Regions from separate parts of the Homo sapiens genome. Here region 2 is linked to region 1. A link is an interaction called in ENCODE POLR2A ChIA-PET data of the cell type or tissue named here. Cell type or tissue: Panc1. All regions are shown on one strand. Links, peaks and the distances in the headings refer to the core of each region. The heading gives the core; the rest is flanking DNA. Region 1 overlaps RAP1B (RAP1B, member of RAS oncogene family). Region 2 overlaps NUP107 (nucleoporin 107).

Region 1 (10,387 bases), core at 3,102-8,101:
AAACAGATGGAGAAGATGAAGAACTTAATTCCATTTGATCAGATGACCACTGAGGACTTGAACGAAGCTTTCCCAGAAACCAAATTAGACGAGAAAAAGTATCCTTATTGGCCTCACCAACTAATCGAGAATTTATAAAATTGAGTCCAGGAGGAAGTTCTGGCCCTTGTATTACACATTCTGGACATTAAAAATAATAATTATACAGTAGACCAATAGCACCATAATTTTAGGCACAGTAAATTAGCCAATATCTCTCATTGCTAACTCAGTTTCATTTAACTTCTTGTGTTGCCTTTAACAACTTTTTTTTTAATATCATTCTCGCTTGAATTTCCAGTATAAGTGACAAGATTTTCTTCATTTACATGTGCTCTCTTTATGGTATTCCTTATAAACAAGAGCATTTATTTGTAAAAACTGGATGCAGTTTGAAACTATCTGTACAGTTAAGAATTGCTAGTTAACAATAATATGCCTATGTATGAGTTAATCTGCAAATGTAGTACATTTGTATTCATCTTTAGTCTATGAATTAACCAATTATACCAACTAATGAGGGACTCCTGGATCTTCATTTTACTCAACGCGTTAAACAGAAAAGACTGTAGCATATATGCGAAATGAACTTAATGTTATCAACAGTGCAACTATACGATACTTCATCAGCCAAAAGGTGCAATTTCTACATCATGTAGGCACATACACAATTATAAACTTTATGCATGATTCACACTGCCTCTCCAACACAATCTAAGATTACAGATGAAGAAAATCAATTAAATTTCTAAAGAAAGCTATCAAAATACTAAAAATTCCACTACTGTTCAAAGTATTTTCTACACTGTTTTTTTTTTTTACCTTTGATTCAGAGGAACTGTGGAATGCATCGATTTTTTCAAATGCATAAGTATTTCTTCTATTTATCTTTGAATATATTTTTTGGGTAGTTTTTAGTATTAGGTCATTTACATTTAAAGATTCCTAATTTGAGTTCCTTATATAATCACCTAAAATTTGCGTGACTGCAACTAACCTGATTGATGAAAGTAACTGACAGCTTTTACACTTGGCTATTTACTTCTTGCAAAATATCTACTACCTTACTCATTTGTTTAAAAGTAGTTTATTATTACTTCTACAACTTTTTCCATTTACTCTACAGACCGTAGTTTTATTTGCATTGGTTCTTTTTTATCAATTTAAAAAGCTGTTTAATTCTAGTTTCAGAGCAAACCACAGCAAAGACATGGAAAGACAAGAAAACAAAACCTCCTTTGGCATTGTCGAGAGTCCGGTTTCAGTGGCTGCTTCATAACTGTTTGAAATGAAAGTGGAAGAAGGGGGTGGTGGCTCATGCCTATAATGCCAGCACTCTGGCAGACAGAGACAAGCAGACTGCTTTAACTCAGGAGGAGTTCAAGACCAGCCCGGGCAACATGGTGAAACCCCGTCTCTACAAAAAATATGAAAATTAGCCAAGTGTAGTGGCACACACCTGTAGTCCCAGCTACTTGAGAGGCTGAGGTGGGAGCATCACTCGAGCCCAGGAGTCGAGGCTGCAGTGACCCATGTTTGTGCCACTGCACTCCAGCCTGGGTGACAAGTGAGACCCTGTCTCAAAAACAAAACGAAACAAAAAACATATTCTACATTAAGTTCAGTAAATTTATCTAAGATAATTATTTCATTAACCGGAGATTATTAACTAGTATTTTCACAAAACAATAATGAATGCTATAATAATTCTGAGTTAACAGAAAATCCTGAAGACATGAATCAAAGAAAATAAAAACTGGTCTTATGGGGTAGCTTTTTTTTTGTCTAAATGTGTTCACTATATTACACATCAAAATGCAAATAACTGATTTAATTATCCAACATTCTGGATTGCCTATAACATTCTTCCTAAGATTCAACTGTAGATATTACTGATCCAAATTATGAACAAGAATTATTCTAAAAAATCACTGAGGAAACTAAAAAGCGTAACAAAATGACAAATTTATGTATTAAAAAGAAAATTCTTGTTTATTTGATGCTGAGATTTATTGAGGACATACTCCATCAACCCAAGAACTGTGCTGGTCAGAAAAGAAAATCTAAGAAATGACACCTTCCATTAACACTACTATAATACAGCAATCAATATTTGACATCAATAAATATATAATGAGTACCTAATATATGTTAGGCACTATTCTAGGCAGTGGGAATATAAAGCAGTGAAAGAAAGACCCTGTCCTCAGAATTTATAATCTGGAGTAAAGGGTATAGAGGGGGAAACAAAGTCAGTATAAAGTGTCAGCTGTGATAAGCAGTATGGAGAAAAAAAAAAGAGATAAGAATGGATGGTTTTATATGGGGTGGTTATGAAGAACTTCTATTAAGGTGAAATTACTATATAGCTCAGTACACAAAGAGTCCTGTCAATGGATTGATATTAAATTTTGTTTTTAACAAAAGACTACCATTAGGCTTTGTCCTGTTGAGCATTTAAAAAATCATCTTTGGGCCGGGCATGGTGGCTCATGCCTGTAATCCCAGCACTCTGGGAGGCTGAGGTGGGTGGATCACGAGGTCAGGAGATGGAGACCATCCTGACCAACATGGTGAAACCCCATCTCTACTAAAAATACAAAAATTAGCCGGTTGTGGTGGTGCATGCCTGTAATCCCAGCTACTCAGGAGGCTGAGGCAGGAGAATCGCTTGAACCCAGGAGGCAGAGGCTACAGTGAGCTGAGATTGTGCCACTGCACTCCAGCCTAGCACAGAGCAGGACTCAGTCTCCCAAAAAAAAAAAAAAATCTTTGGTGGGGTGACATGCTAATTAGTTTGTGGCTGAAGTTAAATTTGGATTTGGGAGTCAATCCAGCCCCTTCCTCTGCAAAAAGGGGCATAAATGGGATTTCTGGAGAAGTCTAAATGTAGTTGGTCTTATGAGGTGCTGTTTTTCAATATGTACAAAATGCCCTTTGGTGAGTTCCTGTGCCAGCTCTTTAGAGGAGGATATGTACCTCTTTTCCTCAGCTGTGTAGCAAAAACAACACAGATCAGGGCAGCATATCTCAAGATGCAGTTCTTAGGAGGTTAGTGTCAAGGAAATGTCTCTGAAGCATTCTTGCACTAACTCAGCCCACAGTGATCATTCTCCTTCATGACAAGTTATACCAAATACTTTAGGACTTGATTACGTATTACCTTGTACTATTTTCTAAGGAGACAACAAGCTGTAGAAAGTAACATTAACTTTGAATTTAAGAAGCTCTATTTAAAAAGTCGTATATTTTGAGATAAATCACTTAATTCTTGGTTTCCAGATTCCTTGTCTACAAAAAGATGGAATGAGGGAAAGGGGAAATACTGAACACTCAGATGACTTACATCAGCCAGGTAACCATGTAAACGCTTGAAGCAGTTAAGGTCTTATTAGGTAATAACATAGACTGTGGTCAAGTAGGGAGTGAATGCTTTACGGGTAAAGTCATTTGAATTCTAAAAATTATGAATATTGTATAAACCAACAAAATCAATTTGAGAGATAAGAGCTCTGAACCCTGGTCCAGCAGTTTTTGACTTCTCGACTAGATCCCTAAAGTCCCTTTCAATTATAAAATGTTTTGTTATAATAATGTTACATGTACCAGACTTTGAAGAATTAAACATAAATGGAATTTTAAAAGCATCTTAGGTTGGGCGTGGTGACTCATGTCTGTAATCCCAGCACTTTGCGGGGCCGAGGCAGGCAGATCACTTGAAGTGAGGAATTCGACACTAGCTGGCCAACATGGTGAAACCCCGTCTATACTAAAAAATACAAAAATCAGTCGGGTTTGGTGGTGCATGCCTGTAATCCCAGGTGCTCAGGAGGCTGAGGCAGGAGAATCATTTGAACCTGGAAGGCCGAGGCTGCAGTGAGCCAAGATTGCGCCACTGCACTCCAGCTTAGGCATACAGAGTGAGACTCTGTCTCAAAAAACAAAAAAAAGTTAGATTCCTTAATTACTATAAAAAAATAAATTGCACTGGTAATAAAATTTAATATAATCTAAATATTATTTCTCTAACTTCATAATGGTTGTTTGATATTATAGATATTTTGGAGTCATTATCTTTCAAAAACAATACACATTTTAAAAAGGAGTGAAAATAAACGTAAGACAACATCCTTACTCCTAAAGTATGCACAACTGGGAAAATCCATTAAGACTAGTGGGCACTCAACCAGGACAAGATGCAACCACATTTTCCTTTACCTTCTCGCATGCTATTTATGCAAATAAAAGCCATGTAACTAAAAATTAGGGCACGGACATGACATCCTCTCTCAGGAAACACACTTCTCTTCAAATAATACCACAAATAAAGAGACTAACTGTATAAGGGATTATACAAATTGGTTACAGAGATTAAGACTGGGAAGTAAAATATAAAAAGAAGTTAAAAACAAGTGACTACCAAGGAAAAAATCTATATACCAAATATACAAAAAATGTGGACTAGTGAGCCAAGTGTCACCAGACTGTACTATAAAACATTAAAGCCAACAACAGATTACCTTTAAAGACTGCTTTAATCCTATCCAGGATAAAACACAGTTGAACAATGGAATTTTAAAAACTTAAATTTGTATTAATCCAGTTAGCAAAATTTGCATCCCAGGTTACCTTAAAAACTTTGAATCCAAAATTATCTTGAAAAGCAAACAAATTAACTCATTAAAAAAAAGGACCCATATTTAAATAACATAAAGCAATTCTACATTTTAAGAAGATGAAACCAAATAACTGACATTTTAAGAGACTTCCTGAACTGAGTGAGGCTAGTTCATAATTGGTAAATAAAGAAATCCTGGGGCTGGTTTGAGGCCCAAACTCAGTTTTTCCTTATACACTTAAAAGTAAATACTGTATCATCTTTGGAGCTCAGGGTGATAAAACATGAAATCTGGAAATAAGGAGACCAAAACTAGCTACGTAATTTACCAGGGGGGTGGTCATTTATTTCTAGGCTGGCATCTTGTTTTTTTTTTTTTTTTTTTTTTTTTTTTTGAGATGGAGTTTTACTCTTGTCACCCAGGCTGGAGTGCAGTGGTGTGTGATCTCAGCTCACTGCAACCTCAGCCTCCCTGGTTCAACTGATTCTCCTCTCTCAGCCTCCCGAGCAGCTGGGATTACAGGTGCGTGCCACCACACCTGGCTAATTTTATATTTTTAGTAGAGGTGGGGTTTCACCATGATGGCCAGGCTTATCCTAAACTCCTGACCTAAGGTGATCCACCCGCCTGGGCCTCCCAAAGTGCTGGGATTACAGGCGTGAGCCACTGCACTCGGCCTCTAGGCTGGTGTCTTAATCTGTGAAATACGGACAACAATACTGACTGTACCGAGTTGATGGACAGATTAAGAATGTACACTGTTTATTAAAGATTTACATGTTAGTTATTACCATCATCAAGCAGCTGCAGGGTAGTACTTATTTTGGTACCCACTATTTGGTCTATAAATGTTTGCTGAATAAAGACTAATAATTCATTTCCAGCAAATGACAGAAGTATATAGACTTTTAAAAGAAGAGTAGTAAGTTATCTTTTTATAGGTAAATTGCCATTTAAGTTCACATCAATTATTGACAGATGCCATGAATCCCAACTGAAGATGAAATACACAAATCTTGGCATTAAAAAAAGTAGGGACAGGCCGGGTGTGGTGGCTCATGCCTGGAATCTCAGCACATTGGGAGGCTGAGGTGGGTGGATCACCTGAGGTCAGGAGTTCGAGATGAGCCTGGCCAACATGGTGAAACCCCATCGCTACTAAAAATACAAAAATTAGCTGGGCATGATGGTGCACACCTGTAATCCCAGCTACTCCGGAGGCTGAGGCAGGAGAATTGCTTGAACAGAGACTCCGTCTCAAAAAAAAACAGCAGGGATAGGCATGGTGGCTCACACCTACCTGTACAATCCCAGCATTTTGGGAGGCTGAGGTGGGAAGACTGCTCAAGACTATTCTGGACAACACAGCAAAACCACACTTCTACAAAAAATTTATAAAGTAGCTGGGTGTGGTGGTACATGCCTAGAGTCCCAGCTGCTCAAAAGAATGAGGTAGGAGGATCACTTAAGCCCACGAATTGGAGGTTACAGTGAGCTATGACTGCATTACTGCACTCTATCATGGGTGACGCAAGAACTTGTTTCTAAAACAAACAAACAACAAAAAAACAGTGCTTATACTTGCCTTCTAGGAATCACAGTCCAGTAAAAATGCCCTGCAGCAGAAACTCTAGTGTTAAAACCAACTTCTGGGTTCCAGAGACAATTGCTCATAACTTTGTAACCTGATTTCTTTCTTAAATCTCATTAATAAATGAAGAAGTAGCTTATAAGAATCAAATCCTTGAAAAGCAATAAGCAACATTTAAAAAGCATAATTTCTGTCCCTTAAAATATGCCAAAAAAAATAGCTGACTGTCATGGCTCATGCCTGTAATACCAGGACTTTGGGAGGCCAAGGCGGGCAGATCACTTGAGGTCAGGAGTTTGCGACCAGCCTGGCCAATATGGTGAAGCCCCATCTCTACTAAAAATACAAAAAAAAAAAATACTCGAATGTGGTGGCGGGCGCTTGTAGTCCCAGATACTCAGGAAGCTGAGGCAGGAGAATCGCTTGAATCCAGGAGGCGGAATTTGCAGTAAGTAGAGATTTTGCCACTGCACTCAAGCCTGGGCTACAGAGCAAGACTTCGTAACAAAAAAAAAATTTCATGGGTATAACCAAAATGGAAATTTTGCAAAAGCAGTTCTCCAATCTCAAGTTGTTTAACTACTACACTCACCCCCTAACCCCAGTTTGAAATTCTGTGACCCTAAATTATAAAAACAGGCCTAAGTAGGCCAGGCACGCTGGCTCATGCCTGTAATCCCAGCACTTTGGGAGGCCGAGGCGGGTGGATTGCTTGAGGTCAGGAGTTCGAGACCAGCCTGGCCAATATGGTGAAACCCCGTCTCTACCAAAATACAAAAATTGGCTGGGTGAGGTGGCGGGCGCCTGTAATCCCAGCTATTAGGGAGGCTAAGGCAGGAGAATTGCTTGTACCCAGGAGGCGGAGGTTGCAGTGAGCCGAGATCGCACCACTGCACTCCAGCCTGGGTGACAGAGTGACTCTGTCTCAAAAAAAGAGGCCTTAAATACTGGTTCCTGAAGTCAGGTAACATTACTTCTCCCACTGCACTTTCTGGAAGAGAAGATACTTGATTTCTCCTTTCCATCTCCAACTCCAAAAGTAATACTTTAACAGCTAAAGAGGGTAACTGTGTCCTTTTCTCATTCCCAAATAAAATCAACTAATTCAACTGTCAGAAGGACCTGTTATGAATCTGTTTAACACAATGACAGACTTTAAAAATTCTTTTTGAAGGAAAAAATAAGGGGCCCAAACACTGCCTCTCCTACCCTCTTTTAAAAATAAAACTTCTAACAAGGAACTATAAAATAAATAGAAAGCTGCTAAAATGAAGACTGCTTATCATATTTACTTTGAGTTGTCTGCCTCTCTCATAATGAGGACACATGGAAAATGTTTCCAATCTTACTCATTCTGCCAAGAAAGATCTCCTGTGAACAAGATTTCTAAATCTAGAAAGTGCAAAATTTGTAGATTATCAAACTGTGTATAGCATTTTCTCTATTCTGATCATATTTATAATACCTCAAGAAAGAAAAAAATTCCCTTGCCCTTTTCATGGATTAATACTGCTAGTAAATCAAGTTTTTTCAATTAATCACACCAACTTTCTCCCTGAAATATTCAACAACATATAATTTGACATGCAACGTAAGGTTAGCTTTTCCAGCTTTATTTCTATAGTTACCTTTTCAGTTCAGTATTTGATCATGTATGGTAGAATACAGAATAGAGGGTAACAATTTATCAACAATCTGACAAATGCAGAAGAACCAGTTTAATAGATTTCTCAGCCGAGTCAAGAGATAAGCAAAATAGTTAAGTGATTTTTTAAAAAAGGAGAGACCAACAATTCAAAAACAGGTAAAAAAAAAAATAATAATATAGGCTCAAGATCACCTTATTAGTTTCTATCAGATCTTTCCAAATAGGCTGTATTTGTGTAGAACTCCTCCCTGCTCCCAATTCTCTAGATGTGACTTAAAAAAATGTCCTTTTTTCCCTGTCATCTGAACTAGCAGTAAAATCTACAGGGATGCATACTGACTCAGTATAGGCTTTAGATCCCATTGTCTGGGTTGGAATCAGTTCTACTTGAGTGGCTTTGGTCTCGTTATTTTAAACTGTGTCTCATTTCCTCATTTGAAAATGGAAATAAAAGTATCTACTTCTTACAGTTCTTAAAGATTCAAATGAAATAACTTACCCTATGCAAAATGTGTAGCACAATGAGTAACACATAGGAAGTAGCCAGTAAATGTTAATTTGCTATTTTTTAAAATTATATCTATCTAGGTGTTTATAGTGCTTAAGACACCTAAAGGACTTCAATAGCATATTATTTTAATAGGTAGCTGTATACCTGGGAGTTGTCATGGATTCTTCTCTCTTCACTCCATTATCAAGTCTGATTCATTCTACCTTGGTATTTCTGGAATCAATTCCATTCTCTCTACTCCACTACCTTATACTGGGCCTTATTATTTCTTACACGGGAAGAGGAGGATACAAGAGGCAACGAGAAAACATTAATTTGCTTTACACCTCAATTTCAATGACCAGATTAGAGATGTTAAGTTTTTTTGTTTTTTTGAGACAGAGTCTTACTGTATTGCCCAGGCTGGAGTGCAGTGGCACGATCTCAGCTCACTGCAACCTCCACCTCCCAAGTTCAAGTGATTCTCCTGCCTCAACCTCCTGAGTAGCTGGGACTACGAGCACACGCCACCATGCCTGGCTAATTTTTGTATTTTTTAGTAGAGACGGGGTTTCACCACATTGGCCAGGCTGGTCTCAAACTCTTGACCTCAAGAGCCGCCTGCCTCGGCCTCCCAAAGTGCTGGGATTACAGGCTTGAGCCACCGCACCCAGCCGAGATATTAGTTTTAACTGTGACAGAGGTTATGTGGCCCAGAAATCTGAGGAAAAGCAAATGTGACAACTACATATTAAAGCCCAGAAGACACTCTGTTTTATAAATTAAAATGTTCACAGTGTTTGCGCTGTGTTAGCTCACAATGAAGCAGGGTCTACAGAATAAAGTGCTTGCTGTGGATGCAGAGAAGAGAACAATTGTCTATCTATAAAGAACTACCAGGCAAGGCTTCCTAAGTGGATACTTAAACCAGACCAGTGGATATATAAATCATTAGGGAATAGGGGAGTTCACTTGGAAAGTGAGGGCGCTCTGGGGAACGGGATGAGTATGATTGAAGTCATCAAGTCATGGGTGGTGGGGGGTTCAGTGGAGGTATGGGGGAATTTATTTTGTGATAATAAATCTCAACTTAGTTTTAAGGTTTTAGATGTAAGATGTCACCCAATGAACTCTGATGATGTTTTTCCCAGCTTATGAGAAATAGAAATAGGAACAGAAAAAAATACTGCACAAAACTGAAAACCTTTCTAACTTAGTGAGCTTCTCACAATAAAACACGCAGTGAATAGCTTGTATTGTACAATAAACCATAACATATAAAAATCGCCTGCCAACTGGGCATGATAGCTCACATCTATAGTCCCAGTTACTTCAGTCTTGCTTGAGTGGGAGGACTGCTTGGGGCCAGGAGTTCCAGACCAGCCTAGACAACATAGTGAGGCATCATCTCTAAAAAAATCATTAGCCCATACAGTGCCTATAATCTCTGGATTTGCTCCCATTTCCTCTTTATCTGAAGCCTTTTGTAAAAAGGAGAGTTAAGTATCTTATATCTTATTTTTAATTTCTCTAGCAATAGACACCACTGTTGTGGTCAAACCACTGCCACCATTTACTCCACATTCTTTTACAGGGTCTACTCTAAAAAAAAACTGTGTCTACTAACCATAAACCAAACCTACTGAAGAGTCCCTCTGCTTGTGAAAAGGACATCATTCTTTTTCAACTTTAGTCAAAATTTTCCCACATTTTGGCCTTTTTTATCATCTGAATCTGATCTTTACATTTCTACATATGAGTATAATCTTCCAAACATTTGCTTAAAAGGCACAAGTAATTTTGCTTTGTTAATTAAAAAAAATTTTTGTTTGGCTGGGCATAGTGGCTCATGCCTGTAATCCTAACACATTGGGAGGCTGAGGCAGGAGGATCACTTGAGGCCAGGAGTTTGAGACCAGCCTGGCCAACATGGCAAAACCCTGTCTCTAATAAAAATACAAAAGTTAGCCGGGTATGTTCACACACACCTGTAGTCCCAG
Region 2 (10,387 bases), core at 3,341-8,340, 71 kb before region 1:
TCACGTGCCCTGTCATAAAGCTTCATTCCTTTGTTTTTAGAATAATTCAGCTTCAGTTCTTTTCAAATCCACTTTTCAAATAACCGTTCTAACCTCAAACCAATAAGGCTTTAGTTTTTTTTCACTTGCTTTCAACATAAAAGAGCTTTCATAGGTCAGTCACTACCTTATATAGGCAGTCAAATCTTAAGATAAGACCAAAATTAATTTGTTTTTAATGCTGTCAAGTTAAGTATACTTTCCACAACTTATTACTTACAATTCAAAGGTCACGGATATGTTTCAATATATTCCATCAGATTCCAATGCAACTTAGTTGTTTTAGAGTAAAATGTTAGTGTGTGCAAACCTTTAGAAGAGCAAAACAAAGATCCACGAGAAAAAATTCTCAGCCTGAAAAAAAAAATCAGTTAACTTTGAAGGCAACTTTCATTTCAAAGAACATTTACCAATTCAGTGACAAGCGGACGAACACTTCCAACGTAAGAAGTCAGCTGCCGTTGTTTTAAGGTATGCAGAGTATTTTCCCTGAAAGAAATAATAAGTACCAAATTTTTTAAGAGGTAATTTTAATAGGTCTATTTTTAAAAAATCAAATCAAGTCAAAGGAAGAAAGACAGACTACAATCCCAGTAAAAACATGCAAAAATCCTTAATACAGAAGTACATTTTAGCTCAGATGACTAATGGTGTTGAGGGCTTTTTCATGTCCTTATTGGCCATTCATCTATCTGGTTTCGTGATGTATCAGTTCAAATTTTTGCCCTTTTTACTAGGATTATCTTTCTACTATTGAGTTATAGTTCTTTATGAACTACACATCCCAGTCTGTGGCTTGCTCCCATTTATTTTCTTAATGGTGGGTTTTTTTTTTTTTTTTTTGGAGACAGGGTCTCGCTCTGTTGCCGAGGCTAAAGTGCAGTGGCACAATCATGACTCACTGCAGCCTCGACCTCCCGGACTCAAGTGATCCTCCCATTTCAGTCTCCTGAGTAGCTGGGACTACAGACACGCGCCACCATGCCCTGCTAACATTTTAATATTTTTGTAGAGATGGGGGTCTCACTGTGTTCCCCTGGCTGGTCTTGAACTCCCGGCCTCAAGTAATCCTTCTGCCTCAGCCTCCCAAAGTGCTAGGATTACAGGTGTGAGCCACCATGTCTGGCCAATGGTGTTTTTTTAATGATACATTTTTAATTTTGATAAAGTCAAACCAATTTTTTTGCCTGATTATTGCTTTCTATGAGCTAAGATACATCTATCTATTCTCAAGTTACTAGGATATCTTCCTATGCTTTTCTTTAAAAGCTTTATGGTTTTTAGCTTCTACATTTAGGACTATGACACATCTTGAATTAATTGTTGGGTATGGAGTGAGGGAGCCATCAAGGTTAATCTTCTTTCTCATAGATATCATTTTTCTGCAGTTTGTAAAAAAGGCATTCCATTCCCTGCTGGATTGCTTTGATGTCCTTGTTGAAAACCAAATGACCATATCAGTGTGAATCTATTGTGGGGTTCTCTGTTCTGTTCCGCTGATCAGCAAAAAAAAGGAGATTAACTCATTAAAAATTGTAAAAACCCAACAGGGCATTTTAACTAAAAAAAAAAAACAAAAAACAAAAAACAAAAAAAAAAACTTATTTTCTGAAAATGAAAACTTCCTTTCAGAAAAAAAATCACATCCACTTAAGATTTAATTTTTAACAAATGCTTAGTAGCAGTAATTTCCTAGCTAAGCAGAGAAAATATATAATTGACTTACAGACTTTGTACACATATTACTGAATTCAAAGGCAATCTGGCAATCTGACTTTTTTTTTTTTTTTTTTTTTTTTTGAGATGGAGTTTTGCTCTTTTTACCCAGGCTGGAGTGCAATGGCGTGATCTTGGCTCACTGGTGCCCGCCACCACGACTGGCTAATTTTTGTATTTTTAGTAGAGATGCGGTTTTACCATGTTGGCCAGACTGCTCTTGAACTCCTGATCTCAGGTGATCCACCTGCCTTGGCCTCCCAAAGTGCTAGGATTACAGGTGTGAGCCACTGTACCTGCCCGCAATCTGACCTTTTAAAAATCTTTTGCAAGTCTTAAACCATGCCCAGCCACAATCTGACCTTTTAAAAATCTTTTGCAAGACTTAAAATAAACTGTCCCTTTAACTTAGGGGAGGTTTCTGGCTTCAAGGGCCTATAATAATTTAGAAGTACTGAAGAGTGTAAGCAAAAGCAAGACAAAACAAAACAAACCCACACAAGTAGCTGAAAACAGGACAGAAGTGTCTTCTTGACAATCAGAAGATCATCTTCTGATATGATCAATAATCTTATTAAGAAAAAAGCAGGCAGGTGATTGTTTGAAAACATAAATTGGACCATGTCATTCTTCTATTCTCAAGGTTTCCCATCACATTTAGAATAAAGTCCAGAATAGTTACATTTGTCTGCCTGTAAAAGCCCTATATCTGGCTTCCTCCAGTCTTGTTTTCTACCATTCTTTTCCTTGCTGTGTTCCCACTGGCTTCTTTGTGCAAACACTTTACGTTCTCTGGGTCATTCCAGTTTGTTTTCCTGCTCAGAATAGTTATCCCCCAGATTTTTGCATGGCTGGCTGCCTTTATTTCATAAAAGTCTCTTACTACCTTAGAAAAGCCTTCTCTTCAATTTAAAGTAGGACTCCCTGTCGTATCTATCCATTAATTCTAATCCTTTTTTTTTTTTTTGAGGTGGAGTCTCGCTCTGTCACCCAGGCTGGAGTGCAGTGGAGCGATCTTGGCTCACTGCAAGCTCTGCCTCCCAGGTTCAAGCTCCTGTCATATCAGTATTTAAATACAGAATTCAGGATCTCCTACTTTAAAAACAATCTCCCTTCTGAGTTACTTTTATTTTATTTATTTATTTATTTTTTGAGACAGGGTCTCACTCTGTCACCCAGGCTGGAGTGCAGTGGCGCAATCTCGGCTCACTGCAACCTCTGCCTCCTGGGTTCAAGCGATTCTCCTGCCTCAGCCTCCCAAGTAGCTGGGACTACAGGCGCCCGCCACCACGCCTGGCTAATTTTTTGTATTTTTAGTAGAGATGGGTTTCACCGCATTAGCCAGGATGGTCTTGATCTCCTGACTTCGTGATCCGCCCGCCACCACGCCTGGCTAATTTTTTGTATTTTTAGTAGAGATGGGTTTTACCGCATTAGCCAGGATGGTCTTGATCTCCTGACTTCGTGATCCACCCGCCTCAGCCTCCCAAAGTGCTGGGATTACAGGTGTGAACCACAGCGCCGAGCCTCTAATTCATTTTTTTCCCCAAAGCTCGGAATACCCAACAGAATATACATTTGTCTCTTGGTATCCATAGGGGACCCTACTTGGATACCAAAATCCAAGGGTGCTCAGATCCTTTACATAAAATATTGTATTATTTGTATATAACCTACACATGTTCTCCCATATACTTTATATCATCTCGATTACTTAGAATACCTAATACAACGTAAATGTTATGCAAATAACTATTATACTATATTTTTAAATTTGTATTACTTTTTTTATCTTGTTATTTTTATTGTTTTATTCCAATTATTTCTTTTCTGTTTTTTTTTTTTTTTTTTAAGACGGCCTGCTCTGTCGCCCAGGCTGGAGTGCAATGGCATGAACTCGGCTCACTGCAACCTCCACCTCCTGGATTTCAGCGATTCTCCTGCCTCAGCCTCCCAAGTAGCTGGGATTACAGGTGTGCGTCACCAAACCCGGCTAATTTTTGTATTTTTAGCAGAGACAGGGTTTTACCATGTTGGTCAGGCTGGTCTGGAACTCCTGACCTCGTGATCCCCCACCTTGGCCTCCCAAAGTGCTGGGATTACAGGCGTGAGCCATCACACCCGGCTTGTTTTATTCCAATTATTTCTGATCTGCAGTTTGTTCAATCCATGGATGCGAAACCCACAAACTCAGAGGGCCAACTGTATATTTGCAAATCAGCTATCTAACTCTCTTAAACAATTATAAATTCCATAAAGGCAAAGCCTTTATTTGTTTTGCTCACACACCAAACAAAGTAGTGTGAACAAAGTAGTGTGAACAAAGTAAAAACTGAATAATACTTATTGAAAGATGAATGAACAATATCAACATTGAGTGACCTTAAGAATTAAAGTTTGGTAACTTACCAATATACTGATTTTGCATAAAACTCAATATTATCAGAAAATTCTCCAATTTCATCTTTGGCAATACTCTCTAACCAATCTACCACCAGCTAAGAAAGAAAGAAAAAAATAAATTAGTGTTAACTACCAAATCTATTTGTGTTTTATTTGTAGTGGTACTACTACCCTTAATTCAAACAGTTTCAGATTTTTTATTTTTTTTTTTGAGAAAGAGTCTCACTCTGTCGTGCAGGCTGGAGTGCAGTGGCATAATCTCGGCTCACTGCAAGCTCTGCCTCCTGGGTTCACGTCATTCTCCTGCCTCAGCCTCCCAAGTAGCTGGGACTACAGGCGCCCACCACCACACCCAGCTAATTTTTTTTTTATTTTTAGTAGAGACGGGGTTTCACTGTTAGCCAGATGGTCTCGATCTCCTGACCTCGAGATCTGCCTGCCCTGGCCTCCCAAAGTGCTGGGATTACAGGCGTGAAGTTTCTGATTTTAAAAATATCAAGTAACAATTTTTCCAAACACTATTTTTACTTTAAGATAAATAAATATTATGGCAAAAGAATAAAATTTTCTATAGGAATAATCGTTTTTAACAGGCTATTCCTGAAAATACTAGGGCTATTACTTAAAAATCAAAGAATAAGGTTTCTAATTCCTTTTAATTGCAAATAAAAAGATCAAGTAGAAAAAAAATTCAGAAAACAGTTTTAAGTTAAAAAACACTTCAGTACTTTGCATGTCATTAACCTTTTCTCCATGTTTCATAAAAAAAAATTTTAAATTCTAGTCATACCTGACTTTGTCGAACAAGTGAATCCCTCTGAAATAACGCTTCCACAACTGTTTTTTCACTGGCATTAACAGCCTATTATGAAAAATATTAAAAGGATAAACAGAATGAAAAGAAGATGCTGTTAAGAAATATTATTTTAATAGAAAGATAAAAAGCCAGTATGAAACAAGTACAGTTAATCATCTATACATAAACATTTTACCACATAGTAAATCTGTATATTCATCATTGAAAGGTATCTATTGTGTAAATTCCAAACTGCTACATCAATTGTAGCTGCTCTTACCTGGTATATTGATTCTTTACACTTGAAATTTAAAATTCCATTTTCCCAGAGATGGTGTTTTGGGGAAAAATAAACACAAAATAAAACAAACAAAAAACTTTAATAGGCCAGGCATGGTGGCTCACACCTGTAATCCCAGCACTTTGGGAGGCCGAGGCAGGCAGATCACTTGAGGTCAGGAGTTCGAGACCAGTCTGGCCAAAATGGTGAATCCACATCTCTACTAAAAATACAAAAATTAGCTGGGCGTGGTGACGCAAGCCTGTAATCCCAGCTACTCGGAGGCTAAGGCACGAGAATCACTTGAACCCACGAGGCAGAGGTTGCAGTGAGCTGAGATCACGCCACTGCACTCCAGCCTGGGTGACAGAGTGAGACTCCATCCCAAAATAAAAAAAAAAAAACTGTAATACAGGGCTGAATACAGCCCTGTTACATGTTAGAAACTAAACATTTAAAAACGTTAAAATCCTTTATAGTCTATATAGAAGTTGATAAGTAATAAAAGCTAAGAGCAATCCAAGGCTCTTACAACTGACTTTAAAAGACAATTTAATACAAATATTAGCAAGTAATACTAAGCAGTATATTAAAAGGATAATATATTGTGACCAGTTCAAGAATGGGTCAAATTAATTAATTAATCCATTTTATCCATGGGTTAAAGGAGAAAAGCTACATGGACTTCTTGACAGGTACCAGAATATTTCATAAAAATATCTTCATAAATTTTACCTTGCCATTTTGATGTAAAAAATATATATATCCTCATAAGTTAGACTAACTGAAACCTCTAGCAAACATATAGTCGTCCCTTGGTATCCATGGGGGATTGGCTCCAGGACCCCTCGTGGATACCAAAATCTGTGGATGTTCAAGGCCCTTATATAAAATGTTGTAGTATATTTTATTTAATTATTTATTTATTTTTTGAGACAGAGTCTTACTCTGTCATCCAGGCTGGAGTGCAGTGGGCCTGATCTCAGCTCATTGCAACCTCTGCCTCCTGGGCTCAAGTGATTCTCATGCCTCAGCCTCCCAAGAAGAAGGGAGGTGCCTGCCACCACACCTGGGTAATTTTTGTATTTTTAGTAGAGACGGGTTTCACCATGTTGGCCAGGCTGATTTCAAATTCCTGGCCTCAAGCAGTCTACCTGCCTCGGCCTCCCAAAGTGCTGGGATCGCAGGCATGAGCCACCTCATCCAGCCAAAATGCTGTAGTATATTTTAAATCATCTCTATTGGACCTGGCTGTGATAAAAAAATAATGAACAACAACAACAACAAAATCATCTCTAGATTATGTATAATATCTAATATAATGTAAATGCTACATATGTAAATAGTTGTTATATTATATCACTTAGGGAATAAAGATTAAAAACATGTGCACATATTCAGTACAAACCCAATGATCTTTTATTTGAGACAGGGTCTCGCTCTGTCACCCAGGCTGGAGTGCAGTAGCACAATTACAGCTCACTACATTCTTGACCTCCTGGGCACAAGCGATCCTCCCATCTCAGCCTCACATGTAGATGGGACTAGGCATGCACCACCATGCCCGGCTAAGTTTGTCACTTTTTGCAGAGACTGGGTCTTGCTATCTTGCCCAGGCTGCTCTTGAACTCTGGGCTAAACTGAGCCTTCCACCTTGACCTCCCAAAGTGTTGGGATTACCGGCATGAGCCTCCACACCTGGACCATTTTTTTTTTCTTTTTTGACAGTTGGCAGAGCTAGCTGAGGTTTTATTTTGGAAAAAAAAATTGCATTGTTTTGTAGCTGTAGGCATGGGCAAGGGGGGTACCCCAGGCAGTAAACTCCCCCCACGGGTGGGCAGAGGGCTAGGGCTGAGCCTCAGGTGGGTCTCCTGTTCCCTGTGCTCCTCTGGACAGCAGCCTCTCTGGGGCAGCCGCAGAAGGGGTAGGCTAGAAGGGGCTGTCACGGCTGTTCACTTGGTCAGTACATCAGACGACTCAGACACTAGCTTTCCATCGTGGGTCTCGATCTTCACAATCACAGCCCTGGTGGAGCTGGTGCAGCTGAAGGAACTGGAGCCCGCACCAGAGCCAAAGCTGGAGTCCAGGCTGTAGCTGAGGCCAGGGCTTATGAGGCCCCCATAGGCCGAGCTCAGACCACCTGAATAGCCGCTGGTGGTCTTCGTATGGATACTCATGTTCTGCATCCCAGACTCCAGCTGGCTCTCCTCATCCTCCAGCAGCTTCCTTTAAGTGGTGATCTTGATGTCCAAGGCCAGCTTGAAGTTCATCAGCTCCTGGTACTCCCGCAGCTGCCGTGCCATGTCCTGCTTGGCCCGCCCACCTCCAGCTTGGACAGCTTGGTGTTGGCATCCTTAACTGCCAGCTCCCCATGCTGCTCAGCATCTGCGATGGCGGCCTCCAGGGAAGCCCTCTGGCCTTTGAGGCCCTCAATCTCATCCTGGAGCCGACTGATGTTCCTGTTCATCTTGGAGATCTCAGTCTTTGTGCACCACGGGTCATCCCATGCTTCCAAGCCAGCGTCTGCAGCTCCTCATATTTGATCTCATGCTCTCAGCCTCAGCCTGGTTGTGGTTGGCGATCTCCTCGTACGGTGCCTTGACCTCAGCGATGATGCTGTTCATGTCCAGGGAGCGACTGTTGTCAATGGACAGCACCACAGATGTGTCCGAGATCTGGGACTGCAGCTCCCGGATCTCCTCTTCATACAGTTGCCTGAGGAAGCTGATCTCTTCAGTAAGCCCTTCCAGGTGAGACTCCAGCTCTACCTTGTTCTTGTAAGCTTCATCCATATCCTTCTTGATGAGGACAAATTCATTCTCCATCTCTGTATGCTTTTTGATATCATCCTCGTACTTGTTCTTGAAGTCCTCCACCAGCCCCTGCATGTTATCAAGTTCCACCTCCAGCTTCAGCTTCTCTTGGCCCAGAGTGTACAGCTGCCAGCAGAAGTTTGTTGATGTAGCTCTCGAACATGTTGTCCATGTTGCTCTGAGCCGTCTTCTGCCGCTGCAGGGGCCTCCACTTGGTCTCCAGCATCTTGTTCTGCTGCTGCAGGAACTGTACCTTGTCAATGAAGGAGGCAAACTTGTTGTTGAGGGTCTTGATCTGCTCCTTCACCTGGGTGCACACAGCTTGGATGTTGGGGTCCACCTCCAGGTTAAGGGGGCTCAGCAGGCTCTGGTTGACCGTGACTGGGGTGATGCCTCCCCTACCACTGGCCCTGCCAAAGTCTCCACCCAGGCTACCCCGGAAACTGCTGCTGCCCATTCGGGAGAAGCTCGAGGAGCTGATGCAGGCACTGGGCCCACACATGTAGGAATGGCTACTGAAGGCCCTTGGGCCAGAGTTGGACACCTTGAAGGACTTCTGGGTCACTCTGATGGACATGGTGGAGGCAGGAGTGAAGGCAGGCAGGCTGAGCTAGGCGGAGATTCGAGAAGGAACAGAGAAGCTGCTTCTTGGTGATTCTTTTTTTTTTTTTTTTTTTTAAAGAATACTTTTGATCTGCAGTTGGTTAAATTCATGGATGTGGAACCCACATATAAGGAATTTCGGCTGACTATACTTAACTGTAAAGTGAGATACTCCCTTTAAAATCCAGAAGATGAGGAGTAAGAGTTCATTATTATTCAACTTTACTTTGAAAAGTCTAACTAACATAATAAAACCAGGAAAAGAATTAAGTTAGCAAAAAGTATGGAAAAACAGTCAAAGTCATCACTACTTGTAGATAACAGAATTGCCTGGAAAACCAGAGGAAACCTATTAAAACTAGTAAGTGAGCTCAATAAATAGCCAAATATGACAGTCTTCCTACATGTGCATTTGGAATGAAGTATTTGTGGGATAAACAAATTAAAAGATTGGAAAGATATTAAAAAATATTTTAAGTGAAAAAGTAGCCTTGGAGTTTGAGACCAGCCTGGGCAACATAGTAAGACACCCCATCTCTATAAAATATAAAAAAGAAATTAGCCAGGCATGGTGGTACACACCTGTAGTCCTCGCTACTTGGGAGGCTGAGGCAGGAGGCTCACTTGAGCCCAAGAGTTCGAGGCTGCAGTGAACTATGATCATGCCACTGCACTCTGGCCTGTGAGACAAAGTGAGACCATGTCCCCGCCGTGCTGGCCACCCCCCAAAAAAGAAAAAGAAACAAAAGAAAAAAAAAAGCAGTCTAACAGATATACATAAAATATTTATTATAAATATACATTATCTCCTTTTTTAACTATATATACTTGCTTCAAATATGAATTACTTTTGGGCGAGGCACGGTGGCTCACGTCTGTAATCTCAGCACTTTGGGAGGCCAAAACAGGTGGATCACTTGAAGCTAGGAGTTCAAGACCAGCCTGGACAACATGGTTAAAACCCTGTCTCTACTAAAAGTACAAAAATTAGCCGGGTGTGGTGGTGCATGCCTGTAATCCCAGCTACTAGGGAGGCTGAGGCATGAGAATCGCTTGAACCCGGGAGGTGGAGGTTGGAGTGAGCTGAGATCACGCCACTGCACTCCAGCCTGGGCAATAGAGCAAGACCCTATCTCTTAAAAAAAAAAAAGAATTACTTTTAAAAACAGAAAATATAAAGAAGTTAAACCCCAAAAAGGCATCTGATCTTGATGATTTAACAGGCATATATGTGTACATATTTTTTCAAAACAGATATAGCTGGTTTATTTTGGAAATAAGTCTCATCCAGAAATGTTACTTGCTGCATTTAAAAAACATCTGAGGCTATTTGCATGTTTCTTCCCCAAACCCTCAATCCAGCCAAGGCCAGTTTTACCACCCAAGGTCCTTTCAGGATCCCAGGCCTGGAGGCTGTAGAAGACAGCATTGAATCCTAAGGGCAAAAGAATGGTGTTTACTTGTCCAGAATTTCTCTCACACACATATATATGTATGAAGAAAAACATTCACTGCACTTTTTTTTTATTTTTTAGAAACGGGATCTCACTCTGTTGCCCAGGCTAGAGTGCAGTAGTATGGTTGTAGCTCACCGTAGCCTTGAACTCCTGGGCTCAAGTGATCCTCTGGCCTTAGCCTGACAAGTTGCTGGGACCACAGGCATGTGCCTCTACACCAAACTATTTACTGCATTATTAATGGCTACAGCAAAAATACCAGTAACAACCTAAATATGTC

What was found. ChIA-PET counts read pairs that join two places held together with the same protein. Peaks named below come from ENCODE experiments on the same cell type or tissue, not always from the same donor. Only the 100,000 strongest peaks of a DNase experiment are listed, where the experiment ranks them.
Region 2: POLR2A ChIA-PET joins it to region 1 with 8 read pairs; 3 of 35 experiments call an interaction of 5 or more read pairs at or near these places.

The regions. Positions count from the first base shown.
Region 1 is chr12:68,632,265-68,642,651 of GRCh38, reverse strand. The region is part of intron 1 of RAP1B (RAP1B, member of RAS oncogene family); the gene reads right to left. It also overlaps the pseudogene ATP5PDP4. Among named protein-coding and RNA genes, the nearest start is that of SNORA70G, 10 kb to the right of the region's middle. RefSeq lists enhancers at 1,367-1,496, 6,081-6,200. In Panc1, for the core only: no CTCF peak of the experiment used is centred there; no DNase peak of the experiment used is centred there; H3K27ac peaks cover 2,095 bases.
Region 2 is chr12:68,703,871-68,714,257 of GRCh38, reverse strand. NUP107 (nucleoporin 107) reads right to left here. Exons shown (of 28, transcript NM_020401.4): 9 at 4,949-5,020; 10 at 4,165-4,253; 11 at 450-528. It also overlaps the pseudogene KRT8P39. Among named protein-coding and RNA genes, the nearest start is that of NUP107, 22 kb to the right of the region's middle. In Panc1, for the core only: no CTCF peak of the experiment used is centred there; no DNase peak of the experiment used is centred there.